Regions from separate parts of the Homo sapiens genome. Here all the other regions are linked to region 2. Evidence: chromatin contacts called from ENCODE Hi-C or POLR2A ChIA-PET data. All regions are on one chromosome and are shown on one strand. The core of a region is the stretch at or near the end of the contact, and the rest is flanking DNA. Distances in the headings are between cores, read along the strand shown.

Region 1 (2,700 bases), core at 105-2,604, 3.3 Mb after region 2:
TCACACTCTGGGGACTGTTGTGGGGTGGGGGGAAGGGGGAGGGATGGCATTGGGAGATATACCTAATGCTAGATGATGGGTTAGTGGGTGCAGCGCACCAGCATGGCACATATATACATATGTAACTAACCTGCACATTGTGCACATGTACCCTAAAACTTAAGGTATAATAATAATAATTAATAAATAAATAAATCTAAGACCTGAGACCATAAAAAAAAATGTCTTCCAAATTATATCCTGTAACTAATTTAAGTGGAGGTGGGGGGAAGACGCACAAGTGCAGCAGGCCTCTTAATTTCCTTAAAACAGATTGAAACAATCTCTGAGGGGAAAAAAGAAGAAATAGAAGCTCATAATACTGAAACCAGCAGTTGATATTTCACAGTAGTTGGCAAATCTTCCTTCAGACTTGGGTCCACAAGATTGCCTGATTAAGCAAAGCCCTTCTGGAGTCAGATCTGGTGTAAACCTGAATCTGCCTGTCACTAGTTGTACAATCTTGGTTGGACGCGTCCCTTCACTTCTCTGAGCCTGACTTTCGTCATCTGTAAAATGGGAATGCTATGATCTCATAGGGTGGTTGTGACAAGAAAAGGAAGCATTGTTTTTAAGTCCTTACGTGCTTTTAATCCAGCCCTTTAAAAAGGCACTTAAATGTACCTTTTATTGTTTGGTTGGCTTGTTTTCCAGGAAATTAGTTCTTAAATATCATTATCTATAATTAACATAAACTCTAATCTAATATTCAGACAGACGGATGTCGATGCCATGGGTGGTTCTCCTTTAAAACCAAAAGCCTGGCGACCCCGCCCCAGCTCCCCTCAATTTTACCCCAGACCCACCTTAGGTTCCTCCACTACCGTTCGGCTGACTTCCCTCCCTTCACACTTAACACCACAGGTTGCCTTCCCCAGCACCTGCTAATTTTTCTTTCCTCTTCCCTTCCTGGCCTCCGCCTCGGCCCGCCACCTCCCTGGCTCTTTGAGTCCCTTCGTGGACGTCCCCGCCGCGCCCCAGGGGATGTGCGTGTAGTGGGGGAGAGTGGGTCATAGGGTCTGGTCTCACCATCTCTATTTTCAAAGCCCCTAGGGGACTGGAGAGGGGGTGACATTGCCCCCCAGAACGCCGAGCGCGCGAGGCGCGTACTCACCAGCCGCCGCGGTCGCTTCTTTCCAATGCGCGGAACTCGGCGCTCGCGGCACCTGGCACTCGTGGGAAGTTGCGGGGAAGGGGGACCTGGAGGAAGAGGGGCGATGCCGAGCTCTTCCTGAGGCGCCTGCGCAGTGGCAGGCGCCGCGCCGCGGGGCACAGCCCCAACGTCCCTATCTGCGCCGCTCGGGGCGCTCCGAGTGTGCGCAGCTGCCAGGCGAGCGTCTAAGGCGCCAGCTCAGGGCTGGCTGGGACCGGGCAGCAGAGTCTGAAACACGTCCTTGGATTGGATGCTAGAACCAGCGTTGAATGTAACTTTCTTTCCGATTGGTTAGACAGGTGCTTGGAGGGGTTGTATCGGACCTAAGAGTAGAGGTTGATTCCACTCTCCCACCACGCACTTTTCGTATCATCCTAGATCTGGATGCCCTTCATGGAACCTAAAAACCAGCGAGTCCCGGAAAGGCCTCAGGCAATTGCCAAGCCGATGGCCTTCTGCCACTTAGTTAATGTGCACCTGGCAGCTTAGGTGGCCGCGGAGAAAGCAACTTTGGCTGCACCAAGGTCCGGCACAAGTCTGGAGAAGCTTCAGCCAGTTCCAGTGAGTTGGGATAAATGAAACGTGGATCTACCATAGACGTCTGTCCGTCTTACTGGATAAGCGAGCACCTTTACCGGGGAAGTTAGGTAATAGTTTACAAGTAAGGTTAAAAGCAGCACAGTGCCTGCGGCAGGGAACCAGTAATGAGTTACAGCTGAGAAATGGGTGCTTACTTTGACAGACGCGTATGTGGGATTGTGCTCCTGCTTTTAATTGGAAGGTTATTTAATAGAATAATGTAACTAAACTTTCCAACATAAAGAGCAGTTACCAAACAGAAGTAGAATTATTCGCTAACAGTTGGGTTGTCCAGGCACACTTGGCAGTGAGAGGATAGCATCTTTTTTCTTTTTATCTGTAGTGCCAAACAGAACTTGGTATAGAAGTACTTGCTAAATCACTATTGAATTTAATTGTCCCGCTTGTTAAAATGCAGGCTCCAGAAGGTATTTTCTTTCTTGTTCACTACTGTATCTCCAGCTCAAATAAAAAGTACAAATAAATTAAGAATATTAATCACATGTGATATCCTCAAGTGTTAAGTATTTAATAGCTGTAAATCCAGTACCTGGATTAGTAAACTGCAGTACTGGACCTTAGATAACAAATTCTGACGTTGGTCCCCTTGGTCTGAACCTTACAGTATAGCTATTACCAACAATCTGGAAGCAGCCATGGAGATGATTTGGCAATAGATGTATTCCGTTGATTATTAGTTTGTGCCTTGATAAATTAATTCCAGTTTTAAGTCTCAGGTTGGCCTGTGCATTGGTGAATATGGGCATCTTAGATCCATGGGCTTTCAGAGCTGGAGGGGATGGTAGTGGGTCTGTAGCTGAATCCCTAGAACCTGCAGACCCTAGAACCTGGTTTGAATACTCACTCTGTCACTCACCAGCAGAGCAATCATGGGCCAGTGTCTCAACCTATTTGAGCTTTCATTTCCT
Region 2 (2,700 bases), core at 100-2,599:
AGAAGTTGCTTCTTATGAATGAGCGAAGTTCTTGAGATGGAATCTACCCCTGGTGAAGATGCTGTGAATATTCTTGAAATATCAACAAAGAATTCAGAATATCACAAAACCTTAGTTGCTAAAGCAATGGTAGGGGTTAAGAGGATTTACTCTAATTTTGAAAGAAGTTCTACAGTGGGTAAAATGCTTTCAAACAGCATCACATGCTACAGAGAAATCTTTAGTGAATGGAAGAGTCAACTGCTGTACAAAATTCATTATTTTGTTATTTTAAGAAACTGCCACAGCAACTCCAATCTTCAGCAACCATCACCCTGATTGGTCAACAGCCATCAACATCAAGCAAGACCCTCCACCAGCAAAAAGATTAGGACTTGCTGAAGGCTGAGATGATTAGTAGCATTTTTTAGCAATAAAATATTTTAAAATTACAGCATGTAATTTTTTTTTACACATAATGCTATTGCACACTTAATAGGTTACAATACAGTGTAAATACAACTGTTATATGCACTGGGAAACCAAAAAAATCGTGTGACAGGCTTTATTGGTCTGGAACCGACCCCGCAATATCTCGGAAGTATGTTTGTACATTATTCATAGAAAAAGTATTATTCTAATAACATTTTGAAATATTTAGCCAAAAAGTAGAAAAATGAAGCATCCAAGGGAAAACAGTAAAACTCGGACGGCAGGAAAGCTCGGAAAAAACACAAAAAACCTGGCGTGTTCAGGGACAGGATAATCCAGCGAGGCTTTTAATGTGTATAGGAGAAGTGAAAAGAAATAAGGCTGGTACAGTAGTTTGCCGCCAGACTATATGCTTTAGGAGAGAGGGAGGCATTCTAGGTTGTCTTGTTTTTCTTACCAGCTTGTTGATACTCATGGGACTCAATTACCTCAATTTAGACCTCTATGTGGGCACAAGAGTGAGTAGGACTCCTGGAGAAACACAGACACTAATGTCCAAGGCTGCACTTGACTTCACTAGTGCCCGCGGGAGAAATTTAGCAATGAGGATGAGCCATGAGGATGATTCGGGAGAAATAGGAAGTATTCATGGCTTTGCTCCCTCCCCCCTAATCAAACATCTCAATCTCAGGATCCTAAGGGCAGATCTTTTAGGACATCGGGCATTTCCCCGTAAGCAATCCCCCCTCGCTATCCTCAAATGCAAACTGCGGAGTCTGCCACAAACGCGTTGGCTTTAAAACTCATCCCTGAACTTTAGATCCACCCAGCCGGTTAAGGATATCACGACTCACCACTGATTCTTCTTGCACCCTTCTGAGAGCCGCGCTTAGAGTAATTCGCGCCCAAACATTCGTAAACAGAGGAGACCCGGAAGTGGGTGGGAAGAAAGCGGAAACGGGCATCTAACCCTACCCCTAAACGTCATCAGGAATGCGCCCATGAGAGCGCTATTAGATTGGCTGGAGGGAGGGCGGTGTCGGCCTACGCCCCCAGAGTCGTCCGGCTGACGCTGGCGGTGGCGCGGTTTGTGTGGGCTTGGTGAGGGCGGGGAGGCCTGGCTGTGTGGATGTCTGACAGGTGAGGCGGGGGACGCAGAAGTGCAGCCGCCCTCTCCCACAGCGGAGTCCAAAACAGGCCTACCAGTGAGTAGGACGTACACCTTTCAGATCGCTCCATTCTTCTGGCTCCTGTCCCTCCTCTACCCCTGTATTTTGAACTTTTGTCCTTTCTCTCCCGCTCTGTCCTTTACTTCTGTCTTCTTTACCTTCCTACTGTGACGGGATCCCACTCTCTGCCTTCTCCTTAGGTTTAGATTTTCACTTCGACCAACCTCTAGTTTTGGGCGAAGTCCCTGGCAATTCGGAGGTACTTCTGGAAAGAAGGTGCTTTTAATACTTTAGGGGCCATGTCGGTATCTTCTTTGGCCACTTAAGCACCCTGAACTGTTCCCGTTGGCAGAGGTCACTTTTTGTATGGTTCCAAAGGGATGCGCCTGCTTCATGGCTGCCTCCCTTCTAGGTTGTGGGTTATGTTATTGTCAGGGTTTTTCTAAGAGTTTTCGGGAATAAAAGTGATTTTCTGTGTGTAAACAGGATTAAGAGTGTAAACAGTGTTAAGAGTGAGAGGTAGAATAGAAAAGACAGGTCTAAATTGACATAAAAGCTTACATTACTAACTCGTTCTCAGTTTTATCTAGAAAGAAGGTGGTCTTAGGGAAGCTCGAAGCCCTGGATAACGTATGTGTGTAAAGTTTTAAACCACTTGATGATTTTCTGCCAATATAATTTTGTGTTTAATGATGTACTTATGCTAATATCAAATATAATTTTCATGCCCTATGTTTCCATCTCCAAACCCAACTAGTTGAACATCAAAGTACCTTCTTGAAGTATTAATGTGCAATCATACGTCAGCAGCCAAAGCTTGAAACTTATTGGTTCAAGAAATCTTTTTCTCACTGATTTGTTTTTGAGGTGTGGGGGTGGGATTAATCATTGCTCTTTAACTCATTTTAGTTGTCAGTAACATATTTGCTTTGCATGTTGCTTCTTTGAATGCTTGAGGCCTCTCTTGATGGTCTTCTGAGAAAATTCAGAGGTCGTATTGCCATCCGCAGTAGTTGTGTTTTTATCTAAAAATGGTGTCTGTTTCCAGCCTCCACCAATTCACATGTGATTTTCAGGAAGTCACTTAAACGGGGCTCTTTCCTATTAGTTGTTCAGATTT
Region 3 (2,700 bases), core at 105-2,604, 4.1 Mb before region 2:
TGAGTGTGTCAGATGGAGAATTTCAAGCAGGAAAAACAACAGAGTGCCAGAACCATATACAGATCTGGTGAGGTTGGTGGGAGGGCAAAGGAGGTTGTTGAAAAGGCTGTGGAAAAATTAGAATGTGGTTTGATTTCTATCCCACCTGTGTGATGAGGATGGAAACATCTTCTCCTGAGCTTCAAACATCCCTACCACACACAGACACACACACACAGACACACAGACACACACACACACCATTGTGGAAATCCCAGCCAGACCTTGGGTATTCATGCCCCCAAGCCCTGTGAGGGGCACATCCAATATGAAGGCTGTGGGAGAAGAGAATCCTGCTATCATGTACTCACTCATTTAGCAATTAATAAGTGCTTACTAAATGTTAACTCTGTAGTGCGAGGGAAGAGGGTATGATAAATACACACTTTCTGGGTAGGTACATGTATGATCTAGTTGCCTTCACTTTTCCCCTGACAGGTCATTGCTCTGTCAACACATATTTATTAAACAATCACTTGGGGGCACGGTACCTCCTTCCTCTCCTTTCCCTCCGAGATAAGGCCAACTCTAGGTGTTCCCACTATCTTCAACCCCACCCCACGGTAGGCTCACAAGAACGTCATTTTGATCACTTAAGGGATGAATTTTAGGTTTAGATGGAGGATAAACTTTTGGAGATGGTTCCTCATATGGTCTGTCTGGAGACTTTTTGCAATAAATGGTGTCCGTGCCATCCAGAGAACATAGGTCACCAGTTAATCAAGACAGTAGGGAATAATGATTTACACATGTTGACAAATTGATTCCTCTTAATAACCAGGTCAATTTTTTGGCCAACACTATACACATGTACACTATGCACATAATTACGACATCTATAAAAGATAGAATTAATCTAATTTTATGCAGATATGGGAAGAACTCGTCCCAAGTCTCACAGTCAGTAAGTGATGGAGCCTAGAGTTGAACTGTTTCACTTCACTACCATGTTAATACTTTTCTCAACACATTCTGCCGCTCTCACTCTAAGTGTGAGGCCCTGTCCAACTAAAACATAATATGGTGAGTTCGTCATTGATTCAAATAATCAACTTTCTTCCCGAATCCCAAGTTTATCTCTTCTGATTAGGAAAAAAAATGCATTTTGATATGTCGCGTTTGCGTAAAGCGAGGCCGACCGCACGCCCCCTTCTCGCGAGCTGCTCCCCTCAACTGCGACCCAATCACCCTTGCACACGCCTCCTGAGCCCCCGCGGTTCCCACCGGGCTTCAGGCCACGCCTCCGCCGCTGCACCGCCTCCTCTCCCCGCCTTCGCCCGTAGTCTATAAAACCTGGAGCGCAGGATCGCGCCCAGGAGCGGCGAGCTAGCGGACGCAAAGACTGGGCATGCTCCGCGGCGGCGCAGGTTTTGGTCACAAGTAGGAAGAAGCCAGTGCACCAGACCGGCAAAGAGAAGCGGGAGCCGCCGCGGCAGCGCGGCCGTGGGGTCCGCCGCCGCCGCATCGGAGCGGGAGGAGGAGCAGCGGGGAGGGCGAGGCCGCCGGGCCGAGAGCCGTCCCGCCTGCTCTCGGTCTTCTGCCTTCGCCTCCGCGCGGTGCGTCGGACCCAGGGTCTGTCACCTGGGCGCCAGGGGCCGCCGCCGGGGAGCCGGAGCGGGCAGGACCCTCCCTCCGCCGACTGCGGCCCGAGAGCGCCCCCGCGGGGTGGAGCGGCAGCCGCCTTCTGCGGGCGGCTGAGTGTCCGTCTCGCGCCCGGAGCGGGCGACCGCCGTCAGCCCGGAGGAGGAGGAGGAGGAGGAGGGGGCGGCCATGGGGCTGCTGTCCCAGGGCTCGCCGCTGAGCTGGGAGGAAACCAAGCGCCATGCCGACCACGTGCGGCGGCACGGGATCCTCCAGTTCCTGCACATCTACCACGCCGTCAAGGACCGGCACAAGGACGTTCTCAAGTGGGGCGATGAGGTGAGCGCCCGCGGTCCCCGTCCCCGCCGGGCACCCGTGTCTGGCCGCCCGCGCTGCCTTTGTCTTGCCCTACGCCCCCGGCCCTATCGCGGTCCGCGTTCTCCACTGCGCCCGGGGGTCCTCGAGCGCCTCCCGGCCCCGGGAGCATCGTCCCTGCTTTCGCCTAGTCCGCGTCCAGGGCCATCCTCCTGACTAGACTCCTTTCTTGTTCATTCATTCTTTTGGGTTTTCCCCTTCATTCCATAAACACGGATTGGGCGCTGGGAGGGCGTGAGCATGAAAAAGTGACATTAGGTGCTGCGAGTCTTCAACCTAGTGTATCTGCAGACCGGCAACTACCATGATCCACCTTACAGGCTCAAAATTCGCTTTTGCGGTCAATATGAAAGAGATTTAAGTTTTCCTAGTAGGCCTGCTGCTTTTAGAAATCAGGTCTTCAGGATGTCCACTTCTGCCCTACCTCATGCAGGTGTCTTTTCCTTAAACCTCTCCAACTTCTCATCTTCCCTCCCCTCCAAAACACACACACTTCATAGCTATAAATTGAAACCAGTAAATTACGGCTCAGTTTCCTACATGGGGGAGGAACCTTCCCTTTCCTGTTTAATTCTAAGTGGGAATGCATTTAGAGTTTCAACATTAGGATTTGCTTGTGTCTTTCCATGGCCTAGGTCCAGCAACTAAACTTTACAAACCAGTGTTCTGCCTAGAGATGAAATGTCTCTAGATTCTCAGTAGGTT
Region 4 (2,700 bases), core at 60-2,559, 3.2 Mb before region 2:
TCAGGTGTAACTTCTAGACCTAATTTTCTCCTAAAGCTAAGTAGCTGTTGTGAAAGATTAATTCCACTCCATCCTGAGCCCCCCAGCTCTTCCTGCGATCTTCTCTTGAGGACCCATACCCTTTTACTTGGTTGGGATTCTCTCAACTCTCAGCCAGCCAAGCTCCTTGAGGGCAAACCAAGGTTCAGTTTATCTTTGTCCTCCTCACAGCACCAAGAACCCTGCCATGCACAAGGCAGGTACTTAAAATACTTGTTAAATGAATAAATGAGTGAGTGAACCAAAGGAACAGCTTCTGCCTGAAGACATTCTGTAACTGACCTACCCAATACAGCTTTATTGCCAGGAAACAGGTAGCCCCTTAATCTCCTTAGCGAACTGACTGTTGTTCTAAAGAGGCAAAATAAATCTACTCCCAATGCTTGCAAGAAGATTCTGTTCTCACAGAGAATATTCAGACAAAAGAATCACCTATTCCATGACGGAGCCATGTGGCCAGGCCAGAAGCACACATTAAAGCCAGAGGCTGTGTTAACATGGAAGGGATAAGGTGGGAGAGGATGTGCACAGCACATCACACGCTCTCATCACAAATGTGATGCTCAAGCCTTGGAAGGACTAAAACGCATCTTGGATGCAATGCAGCAAAACGATTTACCATACCAGGTACAAAACAAGGTGACAGGGGACAGCCTCGCTGCCCGCCCCAAATCCTCCAAAATTCGGAGAATTAAGAGATTTTCGGTGAACTGTTACATAAAAAGCATTTTCACATGCTAAAGATATAACAATTACCTACCCTTGAGCTCTTGGAGGGCACAAAAGGCACATTTTCGAGTGGGGTCTGGGTGGTGCTGAGAAGGTTAAAATCCTGCCAAGCATTTTGCAATGGTCCATGAGCCCACCCCACCACCCCAGATCCAGGAAGGTAGGAGGCAGGATAGGTGGGATATTTAGGGATACCAGAAGGCAGAAACTCGGGAGGAGGAGAAAAATGATACCGCGGAGGTAAGACCGATGCCCTGCAAAATCCCCTCAAGGTCCTCTGCATCATCGTTTGCTGTACAGGTTTGGCGCGGGGGAGGGGATGCCCGCTAAGCAACGCCCCTTATATTTCTGCAGTTTTGTAAGAAAATTCAGAGCAGGAAGGTCTCCATTGCGGGATGCACAGCTCACCTGCAGCCCCGAGCCTTCACTGCAGCTGAAAAGACAGAAGTCTGGGGCCAGCTGCCGCCAAGCGCGGTACCTGGAGTCCGGAAGCAGTCTCCGCACCAGCGCTGTCCCACTCGGCGCCCAGCCGTCTCGCGCTGAGCAAAGGCCGCTCCCTCCTGGAAACGCCCTCCCTGCCGCGCGCATGCGCTGTGTCCCTTCTCGCCTTGCAGGACTCCACCCGGTCCATGCCCTCCGGCTGAATCCGGGCGGCCTGTAGGCCAGGCAGCCAGGAGGCCCTGTGCTGCAACATCCCGGCGGCAGCCGGACCCGTTGCTCCGTCTATCCTGCCTTCGGCCCTGTCCTGGAGCCAGGGCTGGGGTTTGCTGCCTCCCGCCTGACGGAGCAGGACTGGCAGGAAGCGTGTTTGCAAGAAGCCAAAATTACAGAAGGCGAAGATTTTTAAATTAACTCCATTCATCTTTCAAGGGACATTTCCAGAACCTCCAAAAGGCAACCCGAGGTCTTCTACACACCCTCCAGCAGACTGTCCCCACTGTCAGTGGAGGGAGCTAAGGTTCAGTGAGGTCAAGTGACTTAGTTGTCCCAGGTCAAAATCCAAGTTTGCCTGGTGTCAAAGCCCAAGCACCCTTCATTACACTATGGGATCATCTAGATGTGGTTGGGAGACGAGGATCCTAGTTTTAAACTTCAGGCCCAGGATTTGCTGGGTTTAGATATCTACTGGGAAAGGTATAGAATTCCAGAGTTGGAAAGCACTTAAAACCTTGCCTAATGCAAGGCAATCCGCTCAATCCCAGGAACGAAACTTAAACTGACCTTATTTTTTTTTTAAATACAGGATCTCAGTCGGTCGCCCAGGCTGGAGTGCAGTGGCACCATCCCGTCTCACTGCAACCTCTGCCTCCTGCCTCCTGGGTTCAAGCGATTCTCCAGCCTCAACCTCCCAAGTAGCTGGGATTACAGGTGTGTGCCACCTCACCCGACTATTTTTTTTTTGTAGAGACGGGGTTTCACTGTGTTGCCCAGGATGGTCTTGAATTCCTGAGCTCAAAGCAATCCTCCCGCCTCTGCCTCCCAAAGTGCTGGGATTACAGTTTAAATTGACTTTAAATTATGCCTCCCTGTAGCAACTTATCATCTCAATCTTCTGCCTTCTTGATTGAATACAGAACTCCGACCCTCTTCCTTATGTAACAGCCCTTTGGAGATTTGAAGAAGGTTGTCATAGTGAAGTAGCTCTAGAGGTTCTGTGTCACTGAGAATTACAGCGGAATTCCTCAGAATAAAAAAGGAAACTCAAAAATTAAATCTTGTGAAGTTTGTTTGCTACATCTATTCTTTGTGCATAAAAGTGCTTCAGGGAAGTAATATAACTACATCTAACTTATGAAAGTCTAAGTTGGTCCTGGGGAATTAATAAAATTCCTGAAGATTCACAGAAGAGTTGATGGCAAGGCACTGGAATGTGGCGTGGAGAAAGTGATAGCCTGAAATTTGGTTCTGAGTTCTCTCAGCCCTCCTTTCCAT
Region 5 (2,700 bases), core at 166-2,665, 3.5 Mb before region 2:
ATATAGCCCTGATAGTTTTAATATATTTTTAATGTTTTAACTAACTTGCCAGCCAAATTATTCTTTTAGCACCACCCCCAACTCCAAAGACCCCCTTCCAAACAGGTGCTGACTTGAGACCGTGACTATAGAGCACTTGTCTCTAAAATGTACAAAATGAAGAGAAATCTCAAGATGTCCCACTGAGATGAAGAAAGAAAGAAGAAAATATGTATGTTTGTATACATGTATACATGTATATATATGTATACACAAAATTAGAAAAGTTAGGGTCTACTGTATAAATTAAATAAGCGTTGACAGTGCTTTTGATTTTAATCTGTATGTGGTACTTTGCCTGCTTAACACCCTTATGTGGATTTCCTGACGGACTTGACATTCCTGTCAGGAAAGCATTGCGTACTTGCTGATTAAAAAGCATCTAAGGGCCGGGAGCGGTGGCTCACGCCTGCAATCCCAGCACGAGGCAGGAGGATCACCTGACGTCAGGAGTTCAAGACCACCCTGGTCAACATGGCGAAACCCCGTCTTTACTAAAAATAGAAAAATTAGCCGGGCATGGTGGCGCGCGCCTGTAATCCCAGCTACTCGGGAGGCTGAGTCAGGAGAATCGCTTGAACCCGGGAGGTGGAGGTTACAGTGAGCCGAGATCCGTCTCAAAAATAAAAAATAAATAATGAAAAAAATTAAAAATTTAAAAATTAAAAAACATTTAAAAAAGCATCTAACTTAGATGGGTAATGGGTCAAAAGAAAGGCAGACTGCCACATGCAGCGCCTCATTTGGATGTGTCTGGAGTCTTGGAAGCTTGACTACCCTACGTTCTCCTACAAATGGACCTTGAGAGCTTGTTTGGAGGTTCTAGCAGGGGAGCGCAGCTACTCGTATACCCTTGACCGAAGACCGGTCCTCCTCTATCGGGGATGGTCGTCCTCTTCGACCGAGCGCGCAGCTTCGGGAGGGACGCACATGGAGCGGTGAGGGAGGAAGGGGACACCCGCCTAGCCAGCCAGATCAGCCGAATCAACCCTGGCGATCAATGGGGTGACAGATGTCGCAGCCAGATCGCCCTCACATCCGAGGTACCCAAGCGGCGCACAAGCTATATAAACCTGAAGGAAGTCTCAACTTTACACTTAGGTCAAGTTGCTTATCGTACTAGAGCTTCAGCAGGAAATTTAACTAAAATCTAATTTAACCAGCATAGCAAATATCATTTATTCCCAAAATGCTAAAGTTTGAGATAAACGGACTTGATTTCCGGCTGTTTTGACACTATCCAGAATGCCTTGCAGATGGGTGGGGCATGCTAAATACTGCAGTCTCCATTGGTGAGGTCGTCCCGGAGCCTCGCCCAGCTCCCGCGCGCTAGAGCCGCCTGCTGGTCTCACCCAGCCGGGACCGCTGACCTGGCGCTTTGTGCGGCTCCAGGCCTCCGAGTGGACTCCAGGTCTGTCTCCCTCCTGCGGTCGCCCCCTTCCTCGCCCTTTCTCTCTTCTTTTTTTTCCCTCCCCTTTACTCTCTGAGTCTCACTCTCGCATTCTTCCCTCACTCCCCCAGTTCAGTCCTTCTCTTGTCTTTTCTTCCTCTTGTCCTTTGTCCTCCTGCTCCATCCAGTCTGGGCAGAGGTGGGCCCCTTGGCTGGAGCTGGGGTCCTTCTTGGCTCAGTGTGCGTATTTTTTTTTAAACCCCTTCTGCGGAGTCTGAATGCATTGGTGGAAGGTGGGCTCGGATCGTCCCCGGGCCTGGCTGGGCTGCCGCTACGCCCCTGCATGGGCTGAGCGGGGAAGACGAGCATGGGAGAGTGCGATCTCAGATGGCCAAGCCCTGGCCCCCGGCTCGTTTTACAAGGCCGGGGGCTCATCTCCCTGTAGGGGTGGTGGACACGCGGGACCCGGGGGGCGCAGCCACCGCATGCGTGACGGTGGACGCACATTTTGCAGACAGTAGTAGTACTCGGCCTGTTCACCTTCCAGTTGCCGTGATAATAAAATATGATGATGTATGTAAAAGCATGAATACTTGAAGAGCTTCCAGTGGCTGTGCGATTTTCCTTCGCTACCCTCTTCAACGCCTGCCACCCCCTATCCCCCAGCTGAATTTGGAAAATCTGAGATTCTCGAGGTCAAAATATATAATATTCTGAATTTGTGAAATCCCGTACTGCTAGCACATATGTTTTTACAACAAATGGCCCCAGCTTCCCAAGATCCAGGATAAGAAGTCATAAATAGAAATCATATAAAAGCCAAGGTTTTTTTCTCCATGTTTTAAAATGGTGGTTTTTTTTTCTTGAGTGAGGGAAAATGCAGCAACAAAAATAAAGAACAGTTTCCCGTGCCAAAATCCTGAATATTCATTTCGCCCCTGAGCACTGGGTTGAAGACGCGAAATTGGGACTGTTGGTCTGCGACGAGCTGCTGCATTTGTATTTCAGAAAGCCTGAAAAGCTATCATGGCAGCAAGGCCCAAGCTCCACTATCCCAACGGAAGAGGCCGGATGGAGTCCGTGAGATGGGTTTTAGCTGCCGCCGGAGTCGAGGTACCTTATATGCTGTTTCTTCACGGATTTGTCATACAGCTTTTGAGACCTTTGAAAGAAAAATACGTTTTGAAGCACCGTTCAGTTCTAGTTCTCGTCCACCAAAATCACAGGCACGCTTCACTGAGTCAGATACCATCCCTGAAGGGATTTTTCTT

The links. Hi-C counts contacts between places; a loop is a spot of excess contacts on that map. ChIA-PET counts read pairs that join two places held with the same protein, here RNA polymerase II (POLR2A). Pooled maps may share reads with other maps.
Region 1: a pooled map shows a loop between it and region 2 (21-fold over the local background). The contact joins the promoter of ENPP4 here to the promoter of CENPQ in region 2. A Hi-C loop is called at or near these places in 7 of 50 pooled maps.
Region 3: a map of sigmoid colon shows a loop between it and region 2 (7-fold over the local background). The contact joins the promoter of GCLC here to the promoter of CENPQ in region 2. A Hi-C loop is called at or near these places in 2 of 168 maps with a recorded cell type or tissue (naive thymus-derived CD4-positive, alpha-beta T cell and sigmoid colon), 4 of 37 single-sample maps with no recorded cell type and 13 of 50 pooled maps. POLR2A ChIA-PET finds 5 or more read pairs at or near these places in 1 of 52 experiments (OCI-LY7).
Region 4: a map with no recorded cell type shows a loop between it and region 2 (9-fold over the local background). The contact joins the promoter of TMEM14A here to the promoter of CENPQ in region 2. A Hi-C loop is called at or near these places in 2 of 37 single-sample maps with no recorded cell type and 9 of 50 pooled maps.
Region 5: a loop to region 2 is called in a map of B cell, with 34 times the contacts of the local background. The contact joins the promoter of GSTA4 here to the promoter of CENPQ in region 2. A Hi-C loop is called at or near these places in 2 of 168 maps with a recorded cell type or tissue (B cell and CD4-positive, alpha-beta memory T cell), 1 of 37 single-sample maps with no recorded cell type and 12 of 50 pooled maps.

The regions. Positions count from the first base shown.
Region 1 is chr6:46,128,643-46,131,342 of GRCh38, reverse strand. It overlaps ENPP4 (ectonucleotide pyrophosphatase/phosphodiesterase 4), which reads right to left and starts at 1,354. Exons shown (of 4, transcript NM_014936.5): 1 at 1,154-1,354. It also overlaps a transcript of CLIC5 not described here.
Region 2 is chr6:49,462,019-49,464,718 of GRCh38, reverse strand. It overlaps CENPQ (centromere protein Q), which reads right to left and starts at 1,349. Exons shown (of 9, transcript NM_018132.4): 1 at 1,266-1,349. MMUT (methylmalonyl-CoA mutase) reads left to right here and starts at 1,466. Exons shown (of 13, transcript NM_000255.4): 1 at 1,466-1,616. RefSeq lists enhancers at 483-1,382, 1,727-1,796, 1,383-2,283.
Region 3 is chr6:53,543,755-53,546,454 of GRCh38, reverse strand. It overlaps GCLC (glutamate-cysteine ligase catalytic subunit), which reads left to right and starts at 1,354. Exons shown (of 16, transcript NM_001498.4): 1 at 1,354-1,959. The coding sequence starts at 1,810. RefSeq lists a silencer at 1,381-1,810 and enhancers at 2,031-2,090, 1,929-2,670.
Region 4 is chr6:52,669,722-52,672,421 of GRCh38, reverse strand. TMEM14A (transmembrane protein 14A) reads right to left here and starts at 1,309. Exons shown (of 5, transcript NM_014051.4): 1 at 1,177-1,309. RefSeq lists enhancers at 1,445-1,604, 1,593-2,093.
Region 5 is chr6:52,993,999-52,996,698 of GRCh38, reverse strand. GSTA4 (glutathione S-transferase alpha 4) reads left to right here and starts at 1,415. Exons shown (of 7, transcript NM_001512.4): 1 at 1,415-1,450; 2 at 2,438-2,542. The coding sequence starts at 2,456. It overlaps RN7SK (RNA component of 7SK nuclear ribonucleoprotein), which reads right to left and starts at 1,079; the gene lies at 748-1,079. RefSeq lists silencers at 842-931, 1,263-1,494 and an enhancer at 1,092-1,311.